Linked DNA regions of Homo sapiens: region 2 is linked to region 1. A link is a loop called in an ENCODE intact Hi-C map of the cell type or tissue named here. Cell type or tissue: gastrocnemius medialis. All regions are shown on one strand. Links, peaks and the distances in the headings refer to the core of each region. The heading gives the core; the rest is flanking DNA. Region 1 holds the start of FBXL20 (F-box and leucine rich repeat protein 20). Region 2 overlaps FBXL20 (F-box and leucine rich repeat protein 20).

Region 1 (10,943 bases), core at 1-8,000:
CATGCTAAAAAAAAAAGCAGGATGACAGTGGAGTCAAAAAAAAAAAATGCAGATTGGAATCCTGGTTCCCCCACTTACTAGGTGTGCAATTTGAACACCTTACTTAACCTCTCAGGCCTTCACTTTCCTCAAGTGTAAAACAGAATCGTAAAACTAGAGGTAACTAGCCGGGTGCGGTGGCTCACGCCTGTAATCCCAGCACTTTGGGAGGCCGGCGGGCGGGGGGGGGGGGGGGGTTGGATCACGAGGTCAGGAGCTCGAGACCAGCCTGGCCAACATGGTGAAACCCCGTCTCTACTAAAAATACAAAAATTAGCCGGGCATGGTGGCAGGCGCCTGTAATCCCAGCTACTCGGGAGGCTGAGGCAGTAGAATCGCTTAAAACCTGGGAAGTGGTTGCAGTGAGCCGAGATCGCACCATTGCACTCCAGCCTGGGGACAAGGGCAAGATTTCATCTCAAAGAAAAAAAGCAACAAAACAACAACAACAACAAAAAGCTAGAGGTAACTGAGGTAAAACATCTGGCTCAGTGTCTGTCATGCAGGAAGTATTCAATAACCATCGTTAAATTTGAAAGACAATTACTAAAATTTGCTGCAAAGTTTACCATAAATAACATAATTAAAATATCTGAATGGTAAGTTTTAATTGATTAACACAATTCAGCACATACTATGTTGACCTACAAGGGTTATTACTGTATACATTTAATGCCATGGTGACACAGCAAGAAAAACATGAATTTTCACATCTCTTGATCTCTTAAATAGAGATTCTTTATTCAGTAGTCATCTACTTTGGCTATTCCACAGGATGCTACACATCTGGCTAACAGGTACTCACCCTCGTTGTTTTTTGTTTTTTTTTTGGAGACGGAATCTCTCGCTCTGTCGCCCAGGCTGGAGTAAAATGGCACAATCTCGGCTCAATACAACCTCCGCCTCCTGGGTTCAAGTGATTCTCCTGCCTCAGCCTCCTGAGTAGCTGGAATTACAGGTGCCCACTACCACGCCCGGCTAATTTTTGTATTTTTAGTAGAGACCGGGTTTCACCAGGTTGGTCAGGCTGGTCTTGAACTCCTGACCTCGTGATCCACCCACCTCGGCCTCCCAAAGTGCTGGGATTACAGGCATGAGCCACCTCGCCCGGCCCCTTGGTTTTAAATTAAAAAAATTTTTTTTCTATAGCTCTAACCCAGAGTGGGAGATTTAAGGTGTGTGGCCTCCAGTTACAACATATAAAAGCATACCTACAAAAGGATTTCAATGAATCAACTATCTGAAAATCATAGAGCTTCAGTTATCTTCTCCAAGAAAAATAAACCTTACGTAGCCACAATTTGAAATTAGCTATTATGTGATATAAAGATTTCATGCATCCACAAAAATTCTCAATGAGATCTGCTATCTGCTTACAGTTGTAAAATTATCAGTTCTTTAAGAAGCAGACTGTAATCTTGAGGATTTAAAATATCATTTGATGTAAATGTTTAGATCTGCTTTATTTACGTATCTTTTATTGAAAGTAAATATTTAAAATATTTTCAACAAATAAGCAATAAATTTATTTACTACTTCCTAAGAAGCCAATTACTAATTGTCTCAGTCCTTGTAAATTAGGTCAATAAAGAGGTAAATGGTTTTAAGAAGTACTCAATGAACTTCATTAACACATATCATTTCTAGCCATTCTCATCTGTATTCCGGCATGGAACACTTCACATCATATTAAGTGAATAGCTTTTAGTTTATAAACAAACACTTATTTAATCATGAAACCGTCCAAGAAGGACTCCCCACCTTATTCTTTTTTTTACCTTCTCAGATCATATTTAGAAAGATTTCGTTGCCAGCTACATCAGCTACAAGTTAAAAAGAAACCTCTTAATACAGCAACAAATTTCCTTATTACTTTATTATAGTATGCCACCCCTACAGAGATTGTAAATTAAAGTATAAGATAATTATAAAAATACAAAATAGCAATGTAATTTTACACCACATACAAGAGAATACTTTCCAAAAATTATTCAATCTAAAATGAACAGCAAACTGATAAAGAGCTAATTCCACAGGCAAAAGACTGTCCCCGACTCAAATCTTCAGTATCTGGAACTGCCTTTCAAGATTCCTGTTAACTGCTGAACGTCTATTCAGCAATTTTAGTGACATTCTGGGTTTTTACGGTACTACTGAATACGAAACCATCATAAATTAACTTTATTGGGGCTCTGTACATTAGGGCCATCCAATGTCCTATTAAACACCAAATAATATATTCCATAACATTTTCTTCTAGTGATCAAGTTAAATACTAAAACTCTAAGAAGGCCAATTCTTTGATTTTCTCCACTCCTGAAGTGCAACAGTAACACTGAAGCTCTGAACTTAAACTGCACCCAAAACACTTCCTATCTTGATCTTCGTGGATCAATTCAAATTATTTCCCAGTTCGCATAATAAGAAATCAAAGAATAGATTAAACTGACAACCCTTAAAAGTTTTCACACCCTGAACCTAGTTGTCGAGTTTCTTAAACTTTTGTCTCGCCGTCTTACAATTTCATCTCTCAAATGGAGATGAAGAAAAACACCGAGTGAGATTGTCCACTGAGCTGTGAGTGATCCCAGGTCAGCCTGGTTCTCTGCCAGAAAAGACCAGGTGACATTTACTCTTCCTGTAGAAGTTTCTTTCTCTTGACCCTCAAGGAACCTTCCAGTATATTGTTATACTACTGTAATTCATCAGTAGTTACAATATTTCACTTCCCAAAGGAATCTCTTCCTTGCAAGATGACTACTCTCTAAAGACGCTTTCAAGACCGTCCACTCCTCAATTCCAGGACAGTAAACCTCCCTCGCTAGAGGAGAAAAAGTTCCTGAAAGACAGACCGGAATGGATTTGCTGAACTTTCGTCCCAATCTCAAAGCATGTAGACATCCAAGGGTTCCCAAGGAACAATGAGCTACAGAAGTACAGACTAAACGGGAAAGCAGAGGAAGTATCAGAACAATACCCAAACCAAACACAGCACCGAAAACCCGTGGTAGCCTCTATCATCCCAAACTACCGTCCCCACTTCCCTAGTTTCACCAAGGTCTCAAACTCGGAGAAATGGTACCCATCCCCTAATTTCCTCCCTCAACAGACAACAAACGCGTCATGAAGGTAGCAGCGAGAAAAGCAGCAGGCTCTGGTGGACCGGAGCCGTGATGGCTGGGTGGAAGGAGGCAAGCCAAGGGTTGTGTAAAGAATGGAAAGCTGAGCGATCCTGGAGGAGGGTGGAATTAGGGCGCCCGAGCTAATCCCCCGCGGGGGCCCGCTGGTGGGAAGAGACGGGGGGCGAACCGGCGAGGGGACTGGGGGCACCGGGCTGCGCTGGGCTTCTGGGTCGCAAGAAAGGGGAGCGGAGTCTGGCAGCCCCGCCAGTGGGTGGGTGACGGCGCCTGCCAGGGAGGAGGCTCCGTGCGGAGCGGACGTTTTGGGATTAGAGCGCGCGACCCGCCCTCCTCACGCCGCCCGAGCCCCCCAAGCTCACACCTCAAACCTGCTCTTGGTCACTCCGTTCACGTCCCTCCTCATGGGGCCGGCGGGTGCGGCCCGGGCCGGGCGCTGCGGCGAGCGGAGTGCACAGACCGGGGGCCCAGGACAGGCCCGGGAGTTCCGGGACGGGGACTGGGCGCCGGAGGGGTGACGCCGGGACCGTGGGACGGGAACAAGAGACCTCTCGGCTCCGGCTAGGCCTCCACCACCTCCCGCGGCGCCGGCGGCCGCAACGACTGCTCGTCGCTAGCTCGGCTCTCTCCTCAGCCTCAACTTCAACCCAAAACAAAAACACTCCCCACCTGCCAGCAACGCCGCTGCTCATTGGACAGAGCCGCCCGGGCCTCGGAGCGCCCGGGAGGGGGAGGGGCGGGAGGGGAGGAGCGCGGCGGCGGCGGCGCGAGACCACCCCTCCCCCACACGGGGCCGGCCCTGACGGCGCTCCCGGGAGCAGCCGGTGCGCGGCGGCGGCACGACCCCCTGCGCCTCCGAGGCAGACGAGCCCATCGGGAGAAGGCGAGGCAGGGAAGTGCCTGTGCGTGTGGAAAAGGGGGTCTGTGGGGCGGATGCGAGTGCGCGCGTGCTCGCGGACCAGCGAGGGAGAGTAGAGCAGTACCGCACTCTGCGCGGGGGCCCCTCTTCTGCCCCGTGTCCCCCTCTCCTCCCTCCGCGGGCAAACAGGCACGCACCTGCCTGCACAGAACCTCAGCCTCTGCCCGCGCCCGTCGCCCCTCGTCACTTGTTCCCCAGGATCCTGTAAGGCACCCGCATCCTTCCCGGCCACCCAGCTCCCTTCCCCTGTCACTCACTGTCGCCTTGAACCCAAAGTGCAGCAGGCGGTCCCTGCTCGGAGCCATTTTCCTCCTCTTCTGGATGTGTCTAGATTGGGGCAGTGCGGCTGCCGCCGCGCCTCCGCGGTTGCCGCCGCCGCCGCCTCCCCCGCCTCCCCCGCCCCAGTGCATTACATTACGGGGTGCTGCAGGGAGGCCTGGGGGGCCGGGGCCGGACGCTTGTCTCCCTGTGCATGGCTCGGGAGGGCGAGGGTGGTTGCGCTGAGCAACAGGCCAAGTGCCCGCCCTGGTCCGGGGATGGCTGCGGAGCTGCACCTGAGGCCGGGGGTCGGGGGTGCAGGGCTGGAGCCGGGCAACCCTTCCTTTGGCCGGGGTCGGGGCGCGCGTCCGTGGGGGTGGGGCGGGCGAGACCGAAGAGCCTTTGGTTTTCCTTGCTCGGCCGCCGCCGGCGCCCAATGGGCTGCAGCGCCTGCCTGTCCGCCAATCAGGGCGCTGTTTGGTGAGAGCTTCGGCCTGACGTCACTTTGGCGGGAGAAACAAGCGTGTGTGAGCGAGTAGGCGGGGGCGTTTTCCCGATGGAAACACTTCATCAGACTCCCGGGCTCCTTGTATAGAAGCTGATCTGTGTCATCATATTATATTATGTTTTAACAACTCTGGCCTTCAAGGTCTCAGAATTTATGACCGAATTTCCACGAAGGAATAACACAGGATTTTGTAGTTTTGTTGCCCCTTCTATGAGCAACAAACTACAAAATTATGTCCTAAGAGTGAACTATTAGAAACTGTATAATAAATTCCAGCACACCTGGCAGGAGCAGCAGCACTGCTAATTGTATGCTTCCAAAGCAGTTATGAGTTGGTCTTCCTCACACCCCTTTTAATTAGTGGTTTTAGCGACTGACTTGTTATGCGTCTAAGAAATTAACAAGAGCAACAAGTGCGGCAGATCTTTAAGAACAGGTATATTTTAGCTGGAGGACATATTACCCAACTCTTAAAGCACTGTACAAACTTTTTCTTTTTTTTTTTTTTTTTTTTTTTGAGACAGAGGTTCAACTCTGTCGCTTAGGCTGGAGTGCAGTGGCACGATCTCGGTTTACTGCAACCTCTGCCTCCCGGGTTCAAGCCTCCCAAGTAGCTGGGATTACAGGCGCGCCGCGCCGCACCTGGCTAAGTAGAGACGAGGTTTCGCCATGTTGGCCAGGCTGGTCAGGAACACCTGACTACAAGTGATCCGCCCGCCTCGGCCTCCCAGAGTGCTGGGATCTTTTTTCTTTTGTAGAGACGGGGTCTCCCTATGTTGCCCAGACTAGTCTGCAATTCCTGGGCCCAAGTGATCCTCCAGCCTCCTCCCAGTGCTGAGATTACAGGCCTCATGTGAGCCACCACGACCAGCGCGCCACCCCCCGGCTTTTTTTAATCCTAGAGGGGGCTTCCTAAAACCAGGGACCTAGCTTCAGAAACTCATTCTCAGGCCCACAAACCCAGGTCTGTCTTCTCCTCCTGTCCCAGGTACTTTTAATGTTTTTGCTTGACTTCAGCCAGTGGAATAAAAAAGCCTTTTCATTCTGTCTCATCTAAGAGCTGTTTTCTCCCAGCAAAAACTGATGCATTTGGTGAGTAACAATGGCAAAGGGATGGCCGGGCGCGGTGGCTCACGCCTGTAATCCCAGCACTTTGGGAGGCCAAGGCGGGCGGATCATAAGGTCAGGAGATTGAGACCATCCTGGCCAACATGGTGAAACCCCGTCTCTGCTAAAAATACAAAAATTAGCTGGGCGTGGTGGTGGGCGCCTCTAATCCCAGCTACTCGGGAGGCTGAGGCAGAATTGCTTGAACCCGGGAGGCGGAGGTTGTAGTGAGCCAAGATTGTGCCACTGCACTCCAGCCTGGGCGACACAGCGAGACTCCATCTCGAAAAAAAAAAAAATGGCAAAGGGTAGAAAAACTGGCCTACAGAGTAATAGAATGAAGACAAGTTTCACAGCTCCGTCAGTTACCAGTTGACCCATTTCAAGTAGTACTCAGGGAAGACATTTACTGTTGACTGACTCTTTAAAATTGACTGGAGTTTTGAACAAATGAAAAAAGTATTCAAAGGCTAAAATTTTATTACACACAGGCAAATTACTTTTTATCAAAGAAGTTTATTTGCATGTAAATAAACAGGTTATTTTGTAATGTTTCGGGAAAAAAATCCCACAACAGATTTCATCTACTTTCAAAAAAATGAAAAACCCCAAAGTATTTACAAAACGGCCATATGCACAGAAAACCAAATTTGAAAGATTTTTTTAAAAAAAGACCCTCCCCAGCTGCTCCTGATGTACATTTTTAAACTCAAAATTTAAAGCTCAGTTCTTATAGCTGAGCATGTTTCCCAATCTAGCTTCTGAGATGTTAAGTACTTCCTGCCCCTCCAAAACTAACTCAAGGATAGAAATGTATGGGGGGCAGGGGAGGAGGGGAGAAGGAAAAAAAAATGAGATTGCCCAAGGATTGTGAATAATGTTTCGTATACTGACATCTTTAAGTGACTCAACTGTGGATACTGTATGACTCACTGGCTCCCTGAAAGGGCTTCTGAGAATTCATGATATTGCTGCACTTAATTTTCTGATCTAGGCCTGAAGAAAGAAAATCTTTCAAGAGTCACCAACCTCAAGCCTGGTTTTGGCAATTATATCCTGCGTTGTTTGTCCCCACCACCCCACCCCCCACCCGCTAAAATACTTCTGTTTTAAGACACATTGATATTGAACCTGAAATCTTTATGTACATCAGAGCAGGTTATGACCAAGAACCCCTAATGTTAAGTCAAAAGACAGAAGAGGAATCAGGTCAAACTGAGAATACATAAGACACCAGCAGCAGAAGATAGGTAGAAGTTGACTTCATGTCCTTGCCTTCTTTTGAAACAGAAGAATGAGTACACCTAGACAGGAGGGAGGTGTCCCAGGCTTGGTTTATTCTGCCTCTTCTCCTCCACCCTGTGGAGAAATGCAGTGCTCCCTGGTTCTCAGGCAGGGTGAAGCAGTTTAGCCCCGGCTCCCTGTTAAGCAAGTTCAGATGCTGGGTCAGTGTGGGGGTGAGCCCATCGACAATTCAGGGGCTTATCCTTCATCCAGATCCTAACTCGGGATTCTTTGATCTGGGATGAAGACAGAAAGAGAGAAAAGCTTCCCAGTTTACTCATTTTGGTATTTGTTGGCCCTGCATGGGGGAGCTGAGCCCATGATACTATTCAGTACATTCCCCCTAAGATTCTCCCCACTCAGAACAAATTTTAAAAACCACATAAATTTTTTTTTTTTTCCTGCAGAAACCAACGGGATAGGATTCAAAACTAGGTGACAAACTCATGAGAAATCCAACCTGGCTGAATGTCTGAGAGGCTGCTACTGTATCAACATCACAAGATAAAGCACTCTGGTATCACCTGCCCATATCCTCCTTAGTGTCACCCAAGACATTTGACTCTGATGTGGTTAATTGATAACTTTTCTTGCTCCACTTTACAATGTTTTGTTTCCTACATCTTATTACCTTGGGACACAAAAGTGGCAGAGTTGTTGAGAGCTGATGACAATAAAAAGGAGAACACTAGAGGAAATGAGACAGGAAAGAAAGCCAAAGCTGATTTTCCAACTCTATGCTGACTCCAACCTGCAGAAAAAGCTGAATATAGAAATCTTCTTCCATATATGATGAAGTCACTCCACTTACGACATAACACACAAAGGAATCACCTGGCTTTTTTTTTTTAACCCAGAAGAGTTGTGCTGGGGACCATGCCCCATCCCGCTGATACAGATCCTGAATGGAATAATCAGGAATGGCACAGTGCAGGTGTCAATATCAAAGTAAGGCCGCAGAATTTTTGAGAGGACCCTCCAAATACTGAGAACTTCTGTTGCACTCGAAACAGTCTCCTGGATTTCTATATTTTTATGTGAAGGGCTCTTATTGATGTCCCCCAGAATCCAGACTCAGACCTATTTCTCCAAAAAGGTCCAATTGGGTTGCTACATAGTAGCAAGGGTTTATCTTCATGCTCACCTAGCATTCCAGGCCCCCATTACTTCAAAAGTGAGCTTGAAATTGTTTTAAGTGAACTATGGCTGCGGATTTTTTACTGTTTTATCTCAGGGAGCATACAGTGGAGTGATTAAAGTTTGGACTCCTTCTCCTTGTGATGAAGAGAAACAGTGAGTCCAGCTCTTAGGAATGGCATCAGTTCTCCTGCAAACAAAATGCTGGGATGCAGACTTTTGGCACATTGTGGAAGTAGGAGAACTATTAATCCTGTAATGGTTTTCATGCCACTGGGTCAGGAAGGCTGTCCTACACTAAACCTTACTGCATCTGAAAACATGTTTACATCCCAACAAGCCACCTTAGCTTTTTTTTTTTTTTTTGAAAGGAAAATGAGATTACAAGTCAATACCTCCACAGAGAGGTAACTCCTAATATTCCTATGATCTCTGAACCCTATTTAAACCCTCCTAAAATAAAAATATCATTTTGGTTTTTCTATTATATTTAACTCTAAAGGCGGGCTCTGACTAATTTGCTTGGGCTTGATGCTACAGTATTAGCACAAGCTATAAGCTCCCTACCACCATATAAGCCTTGCTCTTCGGCCTTCCATCATTTTGAACCCTAAACCTCATAGATTTAGAACGAAACACTGTATAAAAACAAACAGATAAAGGGTTAAAATATTACAAATAAATAGCTAAAATAATCTTCCCTCCCCCAGTCACTCCTAAGAAACAGACACCAAACATTACTTAAGTGTCCAAAATGACCAAAGTCCTTCATTTGCCCATGACTCAAACGGACAACTACCTCAAACAAAGTTGAACAACCTTCATGCAAATGCATCAAGGAATGTATTGCTTTTTCATTTTCTGCCCAGCCCTTCATATACATGCACTAAAATGAGTTTAAAACATGGCCTAAAAATGGAAAAAGGGAGAAGAAAATATATATGAATATTTCCCACAAAACTGTTTCCCTCCCTTCCCTCTCCCTACACCCCTCCCACCCCCCTCCCTTTCTTAAGCAAGTATTTTAACTTTCTTTCTGGCACAGGAACAAAGAAGACTTCCTGGTAACCAGAATCAAACCCTGTGGTTTCTTTAATAGGGTCTGGATATGCCTTTCTAATTCACCCAGCTTGATGTCAAAGCCATGCCATTTAGGATTCTTAACCAAATCAGACCTGTCTGACTCACCCCTTATGGTGGTTTGCCTATAAACTTATCAATAGTTTTTTTTCCTCTGGCCCTGTTTCTTTTAGGAAATAAGGTTCCTAATTCCCAATCAGGGCCACATCCATAAGATCATCATCTTCCTCCCCAATCATAAAGTCTGGGCTGAGCCTTGAGGGTCTGTCTGCAGATAAGATTGTGTTACTTGTCATAGACAAGGACTGGTCTGAAGAGATGGGTGATTTGGACCAACTCTCTGGCTTGATGCTATGAGATTTTTTCTTGTCTCGGTCTTTGTCCCGGTCTCGGTCCCTATCTTTGTCTTTTACTTTCTTCTTTTCCTTTTTGTGCTTCTTATGTTTCTCTGTGCTGTATTCTGGAAGTGGTCGGATACCATCGTCTGAGCTGGGACTATTCTGATAAGATTTCTCTGCTATGGAGGAGCCTGACTCACTTTCACTGTCCAGATTCTGGGGGGTATATGCTGGTGACTTACTATGGCTGGGAGAGCCACGCTCATGCTTTGGAGTGGAACCACTGATGAGTGGAGAGCCATAGTTTTTAGAAGAAGCCATTTGAGGCCTAAGCCCTTCTCCACTACTTTCCCCAGGTTTCTGCAAAGTCACTTTGGCTTTAATGCTAGGGGAGCCTCCATCATGCTTACTGATGATAATTTTTGCCACACCTGTGCTCCCCACATTTTTTGACTCTGAGGTCTTCTTAGAAGAATCCACTGAACTCCCGGAGGTGGAAACCTTTGATTTGTCTTTATCACTTTTCTCACGCTTGCCCTGAAACTCTCCTCCTGACATGTTATGTTTGGAGGACATAGGATGGCTGGAAGAATTTGTGCTCACCCCCATCTGGCCGTCCAGTGGGTCTTCACCCCCAGGGCCACTGGTGACAACCCCATGCTTCAGTTTATCTATGACAGCTGTCAAGGACGGCTTCTTGTTTCTGCTGGGAGATTTTCCTTTAGAACTCCCATGCTGGTTCTGAGAGGATGACATGGAAGAGCCACTTGAGGAAAAGGAGGAGGAAGATGCCGTACAGGAATTAGATGATGGGGGAGTTTTCTGGGACAACGAGCCTGAGGATCCTAACCCTGAAGATGACTTCATGCCAGAGCTTGAACTAGTTCCAGACATATGAGAACCACCAGAACCTGAACTGATAGGGGACTTGGCTTTAGAGGATGGAGGAGTTCCAGGAACAGGCTTCATTGGAGAGGCAAGCTTGTCAGAGCCTCCAGGTGGCCTTGAATGAGAAGGGGATATGTTTGGTTTACTTAAAGAAGGATTCATAAGTGATGATGGCTTTCCTTGAGGTTTCATCTTGGTGCTGCTAGAGCCACTGCTCAGTCCATGCTTGGTTATGGGAGAGGAGCCTG
Region 2 (8,000 bases), core at 1-8,000, 130 kb before region 1:
AATTAATAATCTCAAAGTTCTTAAAATTGTGTTAATGTGGCTCACGTCTGTAATCCCAGCACTTTGGGAGGGCGAGCCAAGTGGATCACCTGAGGTCAGGAGTTCAAAACCAGCCTGGCCAACACAGTGAAATCCCATCTCTACTAAGAATACAAAAAATCAGCCGGGTGTGGTGGCGCATGCCTGTAATCCCAGCTACTTCAGAGGCCAAGGCAGGAGAATTGCTTGAATCTGGGAGGTGGAGGTTGCAGTGAGCTGAGATCTCGCCACTGCACTCCAGCCTGGGCAACAACAGTGAAATTCCATCTCAAAAAAATAATAATAATAATTAAAAAATAAAAACTGTTAATCAGGAGATCAGTTTGGCTTAAAGGCAGAGTTCCATGCAGAGTCAGGTCTCCAGGGCTAACGATGCCAGGGATCTAGGATACAGCAAAGCTAAAGAAAGGCAGTGCTATATAGATCAGTGTGATGGGGCTTTAATTATTTACTAGCATCATAACTCTACAGGTCTAAGGAAATATTTTTAACAGCTTTACAGCCTGAATGCTTGGGCCTCCTTTCTCTCTAATGGCAACCTGATTGATGGCATATATTTCCACAGTTCTGCAACACATACCATGAGCACCTCTGCCTGGAAGATACCTTACTTAATGGGGAATCTGCAATGCTGTCAGGCACTACAGTATCCTACACTAGGGTAGGGAATTGCACATTCTGATGTTGTGTATTATCTAAGTGTCTACTATACTGTATTTCTGAATTAAAATCTACAATCTTACCTGAACACACTCTTCCAGGTCCATCTTTTCAAGTTCATGGCAATTCTACAAAGTACAAAAACAAACACAAACATTACAGTACAAACATTTAAAACATGAGAAACTTTTAAGGACAGAAAACTAAGAGGTAATATTAAATACGTTGATAAATTCTTTGGTGTTTCAGAGCTAGTGTCATGCTAATTTTTTTTTCTTTCTTTTGAGACAAGGTCTCACTCTGTCACCCAGGTTGGAGTGCAGTGGTGAAATCATGGCTCACTGCAGCCTCCAACTCCCTGGGCTCAGGTGATTCTCCCACCTCAGCCTCCCAATTAGCTGGGACTATAGGAATGTGCCACCACACCTGGCTAATTTTTGTATTTCTTTTCTTTTTTTTTTCTTTTTGAGATGGAGTCTGGCTCTTGTCACCTAGGCTGGAATGCAGTGGCATGATCTCGGCTCACGGCAAGCTCTACCTCCCGGGTTCACGCCATTCTCCTGCCTCAGCCTCCTGAGTAGCTGGGACTACAGGCGCCCGCCACCACGCCTGGCTAATTTTTTGCATTTTTAGTAGAGACGGGGTTTCACCATGTTAGCCAGGATGGTCTCGATCTCCTGACCTCGTGATCCGCCCGCCTCGGCCTCCCAAAATGCTGGGATTACAGGCGTGAGCCATCGCGCCCGGCCTTTCCTCTTTTTTTTTTTTTTTTTTGAGACAGAGTTTCGCTCGTTGCCCAGACTGGAGTGCAATGGCACGATCTCAGCTCACTGCAACCTCCGCCTCCCGGATTCAAGCGATTCTCCTGCCTCAGCCTCCCAAGTAGCTGGGATTACAGGCATGCGCCACCATCACCGGCTAATTTTGTGTTTTTAGTAAAGTCAGGGTTTCTCCATGTGGGTCAGGCTGATCTCGAACTCCTGACCTCAGGTGATCCACCCCCCTTGGCCTCCCCAAGTGCTGGGATTACAGGCATGAGCCACCGCGCCCGGCCTTTTGTATTTCTTACAGAGATGAAATTTCGCCATGTTGCCCGGGCTGGGCTCAAGCGATCTGCTTTCCTTGGCCTTCCAAAATGCTGGGATTACAGGCATGAGCCACTGCACCCAGGCTATGGCCTCCTTTAGTCATGCCATGTGCTGGCTCCCACCTAATTAATATTCTATCGATCTGCCTAAAAGCAAACGACCATCCCCTTGTACCATAACACTGGTCAAAGTCAGTATAATTTTAAATATTATCATATAGTAATTTATAAACCCGTCCAAGTATTAAAATACTCAGGAGAATACAGAAAATCTCCTAAAACCTTTCCATTTAGAACCAGACATGTGTTTCCTTCAATGTTACTTTCATCCACTAGTCATGTACCAAATAACCAATAAGTTTTTTCACAAAGTACCAAGAAGCACCTGCTTAATCTATTAGCTTATGAAATTGTGAAGAATCAAGTCTCATGGGTGGGTGCAGTGGCTCACGTCTGTAATCTCATCACTTTGGGAGGCCAAGGTGAGCGGATGACTTGAGGTTGGGAGTTGAAGACCAGCCTGGCCAACATGGTGAAACCCTGTCTCTACTAAAAATACAAAACTTAGCTGGATGTGGTGGCACATGCTTGTAATCCCAGCTACTCGGGAGGCTGAGGCAGGAGAAATGCTTGAACCTGGGAGGTGGAGGTTGCAGTGAGCCGAGATCGTGTCACTGCACTCCAGCCTGGGTGACAGAGCGAGACCCCATCTCAAAAAAATTTAAAAAAAATTGTTTAAAAAGTATCATGAAGGGGTTTTATATTCTCCAATGCATGTGTGCATTTCTAGGAGCAGTTTGTATTCTTATTGATATCAGTAGGTCTGTAGCTATAGCATGAAACCCCGTCTCACTCACCCAATTCTGCTACCATTTCACATTTCCCTTGCTGCTTGTTCTTCTGAAATAAAAAGCCCTAATAAAACCTATGGAAACAAACCTATGGAACCTAAAGAAAATACTTACCCTGGCTAGAGTGGTAAAGCCCACATCTGTTAATTGAGAACATCTTGCCACTTCCAATATTCTGTTAAAAAAAAAAAAAAAACAGTGAAAGTCAAGCTCTTGGTCCCTGAAAACTGAGTTTATTAAAACAGTAAGAATTTACAAAAACAATCTTCTATTCTCTAAGGACTTTATAATATAGAATGACATTAACAACTAAGCAAGTCTGTATACAGATCTTGCCATTCATTTTCATGGAGTCATCATAAAGTGGTCCTATAAATACCACATTTCAGGGTGATGCAATCAATGAACACAGAAGAATATAATTGAAGCTTGTAGTTAATGCCAAAACGCATGAAATGCATTAAAAGCCTTCTTGATGGCATACTGCTTACCCCCAGAGGGCAGCCTGCTCCTAGAAAACAAAGGAAACGGAGATACTCTATTTCAGTTAATCTCTTGCTGAAATGAATTATTTTCTTTCCTGTTTTAGAAGTAGGTTCACTTAGATTTAAATTGCTTTAAAAAAAATGTGACAGGCCGGGCATGGTGGCTCATGCCTATAATCCCAACACTTTGGGAGGCCGAGGTGGGCGGATCACCTGAGGTCAGGAGTTCGAGACCAGCCTGGCCAACACGGTGAAACCCCATTTCTACCAAAAATGCAAAAATTAGTCTGGCGTGGTGGCGGGTGCCTGTAGTCCCGGCTACTCGGGAGGCTGAGGCAGGAGAATCGCTTGAACCCGGGAGGCGGAGGTTGCAGTGAGCCGAGATCCCGCCACTGCACTCCAGCCTGGGTGACAGAGCAAGGCTCCGACTCAAAAAAAAAAAAAAAAAAAAAAAAAAAGGTGGGGGGGATTGCTTAATTACAGGTCTATCCCAAATATGAAATTCTAGACTTGTGAAAGCTTCCTGCTTTCTCCCACAGGCTCCCATGGAGGCCCAGTTGAGAGGGAAGCTGAGCTGGCAGCCATTCACCTCTTATTAAGCAACTGTTAAACTCCAATCTAAATACCAACCACAGGATTGGGGAATCAAAAGTAGCTCTCTTCTGTGAAAAGTTGGGTGACCTCTGTAAAATGGTAACAAAGAACATGTTTGTTTATAAAATTCTTACTACTGAAGTTGAAAAAAATTGAAGTTAAAGTATAGGAAACAATTATCAACTGAAAATCAATGAGAAATGGATGGCGGGGTGCGGTGGCTCACACCTATAATCCCAGCACTTCAGGAGGCTGAGGCAGGAGGATCACTTGAGCTCAGGAGTTCAAGACCAGCCTGGGCAACATACCAAGACTTCACCAGTATAAAAAAATTTTTAAATTCTGTCCGGGCGCGGTGACTCACGCCTGTAATCCCTGCACTTTGGGAGGCCGAGGCAGGCGGATCACGAGGTCAGGAGATCGAGACCAGCCTGGCCAACATGGTGAAACCCCGTCTCTACTAAAATTACAAAAAATTAGTCAGGCATGGTGGTGGGCACGTGTAGTCCCAGCTATCTGAGAGGTTGAGGCAGGACAATCACTTGAACCCAGGAGGCGGAGTTTGCAGTGAGCTGAGGTCACGCCACTGCGCTCCAGCCTGGCAACAGAGCGAGACTTTGTCTCAAAAAAAAAAAAAAAAAATTTTTTTTTTAATTCCAAGAGATGGCCAGGTGCGTTGACTCATGCCTGTAATCCCAGAACTTTGGGAGGGCAGATCACCTGAGGCCAGGAGTTTGAGACCACCCTGGCCAACACAGTAAAACCCAATCTCTACCAAAAATACCAAAAAAATTGGCCAGGCATGGTAGCGTATGCCTGTAATCCTGCCTACTCTGGAGGCTGAGGCACGAAAATTGCTTGAACCTGGGAGGAGGAGGTTACAGTGAGCCAAGATCATGCCATTGCACTCCAGCCTGGGCAACAGAGCCAAACTCTATCTCAAAAAAAAAAAAAAAAAAAAGAAAGAAAGAAAGAAAGAAAGAAAAAGAAAGAAAGAAATGAATGCTACCTAATGGGAAAACACGATCTGACTGGAACACAACTTTTGATTTTCACAGTTGAGAGCTTTTCCATTCTAACAATGTAATGAACCATATAGGGAGATGGAGCTGAAGACTCCTCTCTCTACAGTCGAAAAGGATAAAGTGTAAGATATTCAGAGAGAAGTTTGATTACCTCCCCAGCTCTTGAGGAATATTTTAGGCTTCTGATATTACTAATTTTGACCAATAGGTGTATGTTCTCTTAAGAAATTTTGATATTGTAGGCAAAAGGTTTTTTTGTTTGTTTGTTTTTTTGAGAGGGAGTCTCACTCTGCCACCCAGGCTGGGAGTGCAACTTCCACCTCCTGGGTTCAGACAGTTCTCTTGTCTCAGCCTCTCGAGTAGCTGGGATTACAGGAGTGGGCCACCACGCCTGTAATTTTTGTATTTTTAGCAGAGACGAGGTTTCACCATGTTGACCAGGCTGGTCTCAAACTCCTGACCTCAGATGATCCGCCCGCCTCAGCCTCCCAAAGTGTTGGGATTACAGGTGTGAGCCACTGCGCCTGGCCACAAAAGTTCTTTCAACAATTATGGTTAGGCCAGGTAATCATCAGAAACAATTTTCTGAAAGTTTTATAGCTTTACAATGATTATTATATGTAAGAAAAGTGGCTTCATAGGCTCAGGAATCAGAGTTCCTGGGTGAATACTTGTTCCTACACTAACTAGCTGAGACCTTGAGCAGGTTACTTTGTCTCTTTGTGCTTCAGTTTTCTCATCTATAAAATGGCAGTAACAAGGCTGGGTGTGGTGGCTCACGCCTGTAAACCCAGCACTTTGGGAGGCCGAGGTGGGCAGATCATGAGGTCAGGAGACCATCCTGGCCAATATGATGAAACCCCATCTCTACTAAAAATACAAAAATTAGCTGGGTGTGGTGACACTCGCCTGTAGTCCCAGCTACTAGGGAGGCTGAGGCAGGTTAATCGCTTGAACCCAGGAGACGGAGGTTGCAGTGAGCCGAGATCGCGCCACTGCACTCCAGCCTGGGCGACAGAGCAAGACTCTGTTTCAGAAAAAAAAAAAAAAGGCGATAATAGTGCTTATATGGTGCTATGGAGATTAAACAAATTATTACTGTTATTGAGAAAGAGTCTCACTCTGTTGCCCAGGCTAGAGTGCAGTGGTGTGATCTTAGCTCACTGCTGTCTTGACCTCCTGGGCTCAAGTGATCCTCTCACTTTAGCCTCCTGAGTAGCTGGGACTACAAGGCACACATCGCCATGCCTGGCTAATTTTTTTATTTTTTGTAGTGACAGGGTTTCGCCATGTTGCCCATGCTGGTCTCAAACTCCTGGGCTCAAGCGATCTTCTAGCCTCGGTCTCCCTAAATGCTGGGATCACAGGTGTGCGCCTCGGCACTCAGCCCTGAATTAGTATTTGTAAAGCACCTAAAGCAACACCTAATTTACAAGTACTATGTAAGTTTATTTTAGAGAACAAAAAGTGTAGCCAGGTGTGGTAGCACATGTCTTTAGTCCCAGCTACTCCTGAGGCTGAGGTGAGATGATCACTTGAGCCCAGGAGATTGAGGCAGGCATACACAACACTACCTCAAAAGACAGTAACAGGCTGGGCACAGTGGCTTTCACCTGTAATCTCAACACTTTGGGAAGCTGAGGTTTGAGGCCAGCCTGAGCAACACAGCCTGACCCCATCTCTACAAAAAGTAAAAAACACAGCATTCTTCAAACTGAGGAGCCAGAGAGAAATAAGACTGTTTTAAAAACCCATCAGTACAAAAGAGGTATTCCTTTAAGAGTGTCTTTTAAATATAGTACCCCCTGCTATGTACCTGGTATCATTACTATGACAAATGACCTTAGGGTGGACCTTTAAAAACTACTTTGAGAAAAGAATTATACAAAAGCATTAATAAGAGAAAATACCTTTCTTTCTATCTCAAGTAATAAAATGTTGATTCTTTTTTCTAGTATGGATAGCAAGTAGTGGAATTTGGGGATTGTTACCCCTTGGTTCACACCAATTACATGAAATCAAATGAGGTACAAAAAGGAAGTAGGTGGGCATCTAAAAGGGACTACCTTAAAATTTCAAAGCGTCTGCAGTGCCTACCTTAAAATTCCAAAGTTCCAAGGAAGAAATATGGGTGAAGGAAACTTTTGTTCTATGATTTTTTTGAGCTAAACAAGAAATGTTTACCTAAGCCGTGGGCAGTTCTGACCTAGAGCATTCAGGATGGCATCTGTGATGTTGGAGCAGCCAGAGGCACAAAGGGATTGTAACTTATGGCACCCTCTGCATATAGTAATGAGACCTTCATCTGTGATTTGCTAAAAAACAAGAGCAAAAAAATCCATAGATATTAGTATCTTAGCAAAACAAAAAAAGAAAAAAATGATAGCTCTGTGAAAATAATCACCAAAAAGGAAATCAAGACATGCTTAACACATTCATCAGATAGCAGACCTAAAAGAAAATGAACACACGTTGTTTCTTCCTTCCAGTTCTCTGTGCTTACCTTTGGTGCAAAGGGAAGAAGCTATAATAGAATCCTGTTGAAAGCTACAATGGAATTCTAATAGAACTGGGATCAGTATGGGGTACATCATAGTTTAGGTTCAATTAAATAATTTTATTTATTTATTTATTTATTTATTTGGAGATAGAGTCTCACTCTATCACCCAGGCTGGAGTGCAGTGGTGCAATCTTGGCTCACTGCAACCTCCACCTCCCAGGTTCAAGCGATTCTCGTGCCTCAGCCTCCTGACTAGCTGGGACTACAAGTGCACGCCACCATGTCCGGCAATTTTTTTTTTTGTATTTTTAGTAGAGATGGGGTTTTTGGCCAGGCTGGTCTCGAATTCCTGGCCTCAAGTGATCTGCCCACCTCAGCCTCCCAAAGTACTTGAATCACAGGCTTGAGCCACCATGCCTGGCCTCAATTAAATATTAAAACCTAGAAAAAAGATAAGGATATAAGTATTTTAGTAGTATAAATATATCTAAAAGTTCAAATTGACACTGATAAGTTAGTGAAAAAAATTAAACTGTGGATGACAGTTGCAATATTGTATCAGCCACAGCATCCATTTACTTCTATATTTTAGTTTTATAATATAAAGAACATCCTAATTTATAGATAAAAGAGTTGTATCTAACTCAGACACAATTTTGTATTTTTTACAAGTTATTAGACTGGGTGGAGTGGCTCACACATGTAATCCAAGCACTTTGGGAGGCTGAGGTGGGTGGATCACCTGAGGTCGGGAGTTC

Evidence for each region. A loop is a pair of places that touch in the nucleus more often than their neighbours do. Peaks named below come from ENCODE experiments on the same cell type or tissue, not always from the same donor. Only the 100,000 strongest peaks of a DNase experiment are listed, where the experiment ranks them.
Region 2: a loop joins it to region 1, with 3 times the contacts of the local background. A loop is called at or near these places in 43 of 110 quality-filtered maps.

Annotation. Positions count from the first base shown.
Region 1 is chr17:39,397,821-39,408,763 of GRCh38, forward strand. It overlaps FBXL20 (F-box and leucine rich repeat protein 20), which reads right to left and starts at 3,806. Exons shown (of 15, transcript NM_032875.3): 1 at 3,541-3,806. The coding sequence starts at 3,582. It overlaps MED1 (mediator complex subunit 1), which reads right to left. Exons shown (of 17, transcript NM_004774.4): 17 at 6,465-10,943. The coding sequence ends at 9,655. RefSeq lists silencers at 3,059-3,351, 3,416-3,845, 3,876-4,075, 4,106-4,185, 4,436-4,825 and 1 more. In gastrocnemius medialis, for the core only: no CTCF peak of the experiment used is centred there; DNase peaks (open chromatin) are centred at 2,653, 3,191, 3,851 and 4,831; H3K4me3 peaks cover 3,188 bases; H3K27ac peaks cover 4,414 bases.
Region 2 is chr17:39,268,045-39,276,044 of GRCh38, forward strand. It overlaps FBXL20 (F-box and leucine rich repeat protein 20), which reads right to left. Exons shown (of 15, transcript NM_032875.3): 10 at 6,926-7,056; 11 at 2,752-2,812; 12 at 783-827. Among named protein-coding and RNA genes, the nearest start is that of MIR548BC, 25 kb to the right of the region's middle. In gastrocnemius medialis, for the core only: a CTCF peak has its summit at 3,105 (motif pointing right); no DNase peak of the experiment used is centred there.